Linked DNA regions of Mus musculus: region 1 is linked to region 2. A link is a contact called in ENCODE Hi-C or POLR2A ChIA-PET data. All regions are on one chromosome and are shown on one strand. The core of a region is the stretch at or near the end of the contact, and the rest is flanking DNA. Distances in the headings are between cores, read along the strand shown. Region 1 holds the start of Fzd5 (frizzled class receptor 5). Region 2 holds the start of Creb1 (cAMP responsive element binding protein 1).

What was found. A loop is a pair of places that touch in the nucleus more often than their neighbours do. ChIA-PET counts read pairs that join two places held with the same protein, here RNA polymerase II (POLR2A).
Region 1: a loop to region 2 is called in a map of mature B cell, with 2.3 times the contacts of the local background. The contact joins the promoter of Fzd5 here to the promoter of Creb1 in region 2. A Hi-C loop is called at or near these places in 1 of 37 maps with a recorded cell type or tissue (mature B cell). POLR2A ChIA-PET finds 5 or more read pairs at or near these places in 2 of 5 experiments (Patski and embryonic stem cell).

What each region holds. Positions count from the first base shown.
Region 1 is chr1:64,735,958-64,739,082 of GRCm38, reverse strand. Fzd5 (frizzled class receptor 5) reads left to right here and starts at 1,333. Exons shown (of 2, transcript NM_022721.3): 1 at 1,333-1,950; 2 at 2,230-3,125. The coding sequence starts at 2,483.
Region 2 is chr1:64,531,488-64,534,752 of GRCm38, reverse strand. It overlaps Creb1 (cAMP responsive element binding protein 1), which reads right to left and starts at 1,949. Exons shown (of 9, transcript NM_009952.2): 1 at 1,733-1,949.

The DNA.
Region 1 (3,125 bases), core at 84-2,583, 200 kb before region 2:
TCAGTCAGTGAGGCCAGTTCAGAGTCCTTCAAGTACTCCTATGCCCTCCCCTACTTCAAATCCCTCCCACTCCCCTCCCCCAGCGGAAGGAGGAGTGAAGGAGCAGTCTACAATTTAAAGCCTCTTCATAAGCGTGTGAACGAATTTCAAGCATGCTAAACACCTCGGTCTCCCAGCCTAATTAGAACTCGTAGAAGAGAGGCATTTGTGGGACATTTAAAACTTGGAGTATACTAACCCATCAGGAGAGCGCCACTGCGTGTCCCTGCGTTGACTGTGCGCAGCAGGTCTTTTCACGGTTCCCACTGCCCCAGTACGCCCCGGTTATCCGGTCTCAACCTCGCCAGAGTGCACAGCAGCCAACCCTGGGGGACCAAGCACCCTGAGCTGTACACTGCTCCAGTTCAAGAGTTTTTCTCTGTGGGCAAATTCGGATCTGCCAGGGATTATAAACCGCAACTGCTAAGGACTAACGTCTCTAGAGACTTCCAAAACTGGAAAGAAATTCATTCTCTTGTCACAAGGACAAGATTTTGTTATATATAAAAGGGCAAAGCCTGGGAAATATCGATATTTCTAAGGGAGGGGTGAGTGGTAAAGATTGTGAACTCTGCTGCCCAGCTTCTGGTTTGGGATTCCAGGTCAGAGCGCCTATTGTGTGCCAGGAGCTCGCACAGGGAGGGGCACAAGTTTGTCAACGTCTCTGCTGTCTTGTTAGCTCAGCTGTGTAGGTCAAGTTCTGAGGTGTTCTGGCCTCAGAATCCTACGGTATCCAGATCGCGTATCAAGGTGTAAACGATTAACTAACACGAGGTTGCTCATTAAGTACTAGCACGTCTGTCACCTAGCACAAGGCAGCTTAGAAAGAGGACAGGTGGCACAACCGAATTGACCTCTCATCCCTTTAAACAAGCGCCAGACCTCGATAAGGACACTCAGCTGGAGAGAGGTGGCCTGGTGGAGGCCCTGGAAGCCGGCGTTCAGAGAACAGAGCCCTCAGGAAAGTGAGCACCATCCTGGTGAACCACCGCAGAGAACTCCAGAAGGACTTGGGGCCAGGTTTCCCGCCCGGGTTCTCTGGGAGGACTCATTAGCATTGACCCCGCCCTCGTAACTTCCCGGTCCACTATTGGCCGACGCTCTTCCGCTGCCCGCTCCGGGCGGGGCCGCGGGGCGCTCGCGGAGAGGCCAGGACAGCGGGGCGGTGGGCGGGGACCCGGAGAGCGATTCGTGGGACGGCCCAGCTCGGGGCAGGGCGGGAGGGGGCGGGAGGGGCGGTCCCGGGGCGGGGCCTCCCGGCGGGCATTAGAGGCAGGTGACCCGGGCGGGGCGGGAGAGGGCAGTCAGCCTGCGGCCGCGACTTGTCCTCTGCCGTCGCGCACAGCTCGGAGCTCCCTGGAGGTGGGCGAAAGAGTGCGAGAGCGCGGGGGAGGAGCCGAGCGGGGCGCGTCCCGAGAGCGCCGCCACCGCCCCCCGGAGTCTGCTGGAGCGCGGAGCCCCCTGCAGGGGAGGCGGCGAGCGGCTGGCGGGACGCGGCGGCGGGTGCGGACTATGCAGTCCCCGCCCGACCAGCGCTGGCTGCTCGCTGTGCTGTGAGGTGGCGGGGTCCCCTCCGGCTGCCGCACCCCTCCGCGCAGTTCAAGTGCTGCCCGGCGCCCTTGCCCTTCGTCCCGGCCCCGGGACGCCGGTGGAAGGCACGGCCTGCCCCTGCCTTGCTCTGCCCGAATCATGCAGGGGGCCCCGAAGGAAGAGAAGGCGAGTGACCGGCCCGCGCCGCCCATGGTCGAGGGGCGCCCTGCTCTCTGAAACGCCCTCCACCTGCTGCCATGTGTCGCCGCCACAGGTACCTAGCTTGTCGTTAAACTTTCCCAGCTCTGGCCCGATTCGGAGTCGCGCGACTGAGGAGCCCGGCTGGTCGCAGACATCTGCCGCCCAGCAGGATCCTCCGAGGTGAGAGCCCGCGTCTTCCCAGTTCACCCGGTTCCTCTGCCCCCATCTCGGGGACTGAGCTCTCTGGCCCCAGGCACAGCCTGCAGGGCCGGGCCAGAAAAGAGAGGCGGGCGCGGGCAGTGGGGTGGAGGGGGTGGGGGCGTCTGAAGTTTGGTTCTAGGAGGAGGGGAGGAAAGGAGTTAATCTTGAGATTGGAGCTGGTTTGCGGAGACCAAGTGGTTGGCGCTCCTCTAAGAGGAGTGGTTGCGATTTTTCTTTTCCCCTACCTTCTCTTTTAAGAGTTCTGTCCTTGGAGTCGGAGCCCTAATCATCCCTCCAGCCCTATCTGGTGTGGAACTGAGTGCTGCCGGCGGAGGCAGCGCCTTCCAGAAACAGTTTATCTTTGGACGGATTTCTTTAAGAGAAAAAGAAACCAACAGGTTGCCAGCCCGGGCGTCACACTCAAGACTCCGGAGAGGGAAGCCCCGGCCGCAGATTCGTCGGCCAACGCAGACCCTCTCAGGCAGCGGGAGGCAAAGGGAAGAAGGAGACGATGGCTCGACCCGACCCGTCTGCGCCTCCCTCTCTTCTGCTGCTGTTGCTGGCGCAGCTGGTGGGCCGGGCAGCGGCCGCCTCCAAGGCCCCGGTGTGCCAGGAAATCACGGTGCCCATGTGCCGAGGCATCGGCTACAACCTGACGCACATGCCCAACCAGTTCAACCATGACACGCAGGACGAAGCAGGCCTGGAGGTGCACCAATTCTGGCCGCTTGTGGAGATCCACTGCTCACCGGACCTGCGCTTCTTCCTGTGCTCTATGTACACGCCCATCTGTTTGCCTGACTACCACAAGCCGCTACCACCGTGCCGTTCCGTGTGCGAGCGCGCCAAGGCCGGCTGCTCGCCGCTCATGCGCCAGTACGGCTTCGCCTGGCCCGAGCGCATGAGCTGCGACCGCCTCCCTGTGCTGGGCGGCGACGCCGAGGTTCTGTGTATGGATTATAACCGAAGCGAAGCCACCACCGCGTCCCCTAAGTCCTTCCCGGCCAAACCTACACTCCCAGGACCACCAGGGGCGCCATCTTCCGGGGGCGAGTGCCCCTCGGGAGGCCCATCCGTGTGCACGTGCCGCGAGCCCTTCGTGCCCATCCTGAAGGAGTCACACCCACTCTACAACAAGGTGCGCACCGGCCAAG
Region 2 (3,265 bases), core at 700-3,199:
ACAATGGTTCTATTACCAATCAATATTTATTCCTAACCAAAAGCCTTGTATGGACCAATCACAATTCAATGGTACAGTAACTGGTTGTATTGTAAAAGAAACAAGCAACCCCCCCCCCCAAATATATAAAAAACTGTGCACCTTTCAAATCAACTAAAATTTTGGGCTTTGCTTTTCAATTGGGAAATGATCATCAGGGCACAAGATTTCAATAGATGGCCCAAAGGTATTTTGTGCTAGATCTTTTGAAGGCAGATGTGGTGCAAAACTGAGGCTAGGATCAAACTCTTAACTTTGAGAAGATATGGCAGGTTTAAATAGGTCATACTGCAATGCCCTTTAAAAATGTCTTTGGATCTTTAAGGTGTCAATGACTTTTGACAGTCCCCTTTGCAGATGTTCTAGGTGAAGGAAAAAAAGGAACACCACAACCCCTGCTGGCTTAAACTGCCATCAACCTCAGGCTGGGATTACCTACGGCAATATACAAATAATGGATAGTTTCAATAACTATTTTTAGAGTGAGAATTATATCAATCCTCCATTAAAGTTCAGACAGAAGCGTGTGAGGAGCATGGCAGAGGCTAAGGGGAGATACGGATGACTCAAAAAACCTTGGCAAGACTGCCTCCCTTCAAATGACAGAAAACGAAAAGTACCTTCGCTAATACTAATTTCCCCTTCGATAATTTCTAAGGGTTTCAGAATGATTGACCTCAAGTGATCATTATCTTAGTGGAAAGGGTTAAAACCGAAACTGTTTTCAAGCACCAGCTTCCCTTTTACAAGATCCCAACAGTTTCTGCAAAAAGTTATTACATGTATGTTTTCTTAGCACCTCTTTCCTTCCCAAAAGAATGCATTCCCAGGACTACTGATTCGTTCTTCATCTTCAAAGCCGAGGGGTGAGGGAAATAGTAAAAAAAAAACAAAAAACAAAAACAAACCAAACAAAACAAAAACAAAAAACCCCAAACCCTTAAAACAGCCTAGGGCAGAAAACAGCATTTTCTCCGACCGCGTGGGAGCCGGGGAGAGGGGCAAGAATAAAATACAGCACCAGAGAAAACCTTGGGTTTCGAACTTTATTGCACAAAGAGCGCTGTAGAGGAAAGCAGGTCGGACGTTGCGGCTCGCCGAGCGGGCACCGCCGCGAAGGCGGCAGCACCTTCACCTCCTCTGCCCTCAACTGTCTCCTTCTTCTTCCTCCTCCTCCACCCCCCACGGGCACCCAGGCGGCGGCCCGGGCGGCCAGCCCGGCACAGCCGGGGCGAGCGAGCGTGCGAGCAGGCGGGCGGCGGCGGCGAGGAACGGGGGGCGGCGGCGGGCGGCCTCCCCCGGGGCGGCTCCGCTCCGCGCCGGCTCCGGCTCCGCGCCCGGCACGGCCGGGCCCGGCCCGGCCCGGCGGCGGGAACGCGGGCGCCAGCTTGCCGCGGCCGGCCGCCCGCTCGCTCGCACCCCGCCCCGGCCCGGCCGCCCCCCGCCATGAGCGCCGCCGCTGGCTGCAGGCAGAGTCGCTGCCGCCCGGCCGCCGCTGGCTCCAGTCCGCCGCCATTATTCTTTGTTCGCTGCGAGCGGCGGCGGTGTTGTGGGGCTCGGGCGGAGGCTCCATCTTTACCGCGGCCCCTCCTGCGAGGGGAAGGCCCCGAGCGCGGGTGTCCGGCGCCTCCCCGGCCCCCCTCTGTCCCCCCGGCTCTCTCCGGCTCCTGCCTCCTCCTCCTGCTCCTCTTACCGGTGGTACAAGCTCCTCCGTCACTGCTTTCGTTCGCGGCCCGGATCTCGCTGGAGTTTTATTCTCTCCCCCACGTAACACACCGCGTCAAACTACACCTCCGCCGCGTCACTCACCAACACTCCGCTTCTCCCAGCCGCCCGGGCCACAGGCAGCAGCAGCCGCCGCCGACTGAGGAGCCGCAGCCAGGGAGCCAGCCAGCGCCGCCCAGTGCCGAGTGCGCAGCGGCCACTCACGGAAACAGCCGAGCTCGACCCGGAGCCGCTCGACAGGCCCCGCCCCCGCGCTACTGGCGGAACCTGCCGAAGGCCTTCGGCTACTTCCCGGCGCTGCGAAGGGGTTGACCGGGGAAGCTGGTGTAGGCGGTTTGAGACCCGCTCTGGAGGCACGATCCGAGCCTCACTGTGGCGGGTGGAGGCTTCGGACGCCAGCTGAGGAGATTTGGAGGAAGCGGGGTTTGTGTGTAGCCAGATTTGGGGTGGTGTGGGGATTCCCGGGGTGGCGGGGACTTGCTGGAAACCCCCGCGCGGTCTGATCCTGCGGCGGAAGCAGACCGCCCGGGAACTTTGACGCGCCGCGAGGGCCCAGAGCCGCGCGGACGGCGCTGGAAGGTTGGAGACGCCGGCTACCGGCCAGGGGAGTCTGCCGGGCCGGAGCTGGTTCTTTGCTGGGAAGAAAGCTATGGCACAGGTGGCATGTGGGGATTCAGCTCCGCTTTGCGGCCAGCCAGAGCCCCTAGGTACTGGGTACCGTCCTCCCTCTGAGGCTGGAGAAATGATCAGCCATGCTGCTCTCAACACTTGAAACAGATCCCCACCCTACCTGCCCGCGACATCCTGTGCTGACTTTTCTCAGCCCTTTCTGCAGCGGTGGCACGCTGCTGCGGCGTGGCTTCCACCGTTTGCACCCCAGAACTTGACAGTGTGACTTCCGTAGCCTCAAAGCTACCGCAACTGCTCTCTGAGTTGCCCCTAACCGCCAGTTCTTCACCTTTTGTTGTTGTGCCGTTCAGCCCTCTTCCTATAGTTTTGTTCCTGCTGGACGCCAGCCCTTGTTGACGTTTTATAACACTGAGCTTGCCTTCATTCCGTGTGTCCTAGCCGTTCCCGCTTTCCCAAGGACATTATACTGAAGAGTAGCTTAATTTTCTTTTGTTTCTAACCAGAACTTTTAGCATGCTAACGTCTCTTCCTCTCTTTAAGAAGACTCTTGTGGCATTGGTGAGATGAATAAAGGCCCTTGCCACCAAGCCAGATAATCTAAGGTCAATTTCGAGAACCCACGTGGTAGAAGGAGAGAACCAGCTCCCATAAGTTGTCCTTTGACCTCAGCACTTACATCACAGTAGTATGTGTGGGCAATAAATAAAATATAGAAACTTCCTCCTTAAGCTCCTTTCCGAGTTCCACCTGTCTTTTACTGTCTCTCTCCATTTGCAGTGGCTCTGAATTGTCACAGTCTTCCTGTCTATGTAGTTTTGCATCTTGCATTTTCAAGACCATCCTAGCATTTGATGCTGTTTGACTCTTCCAA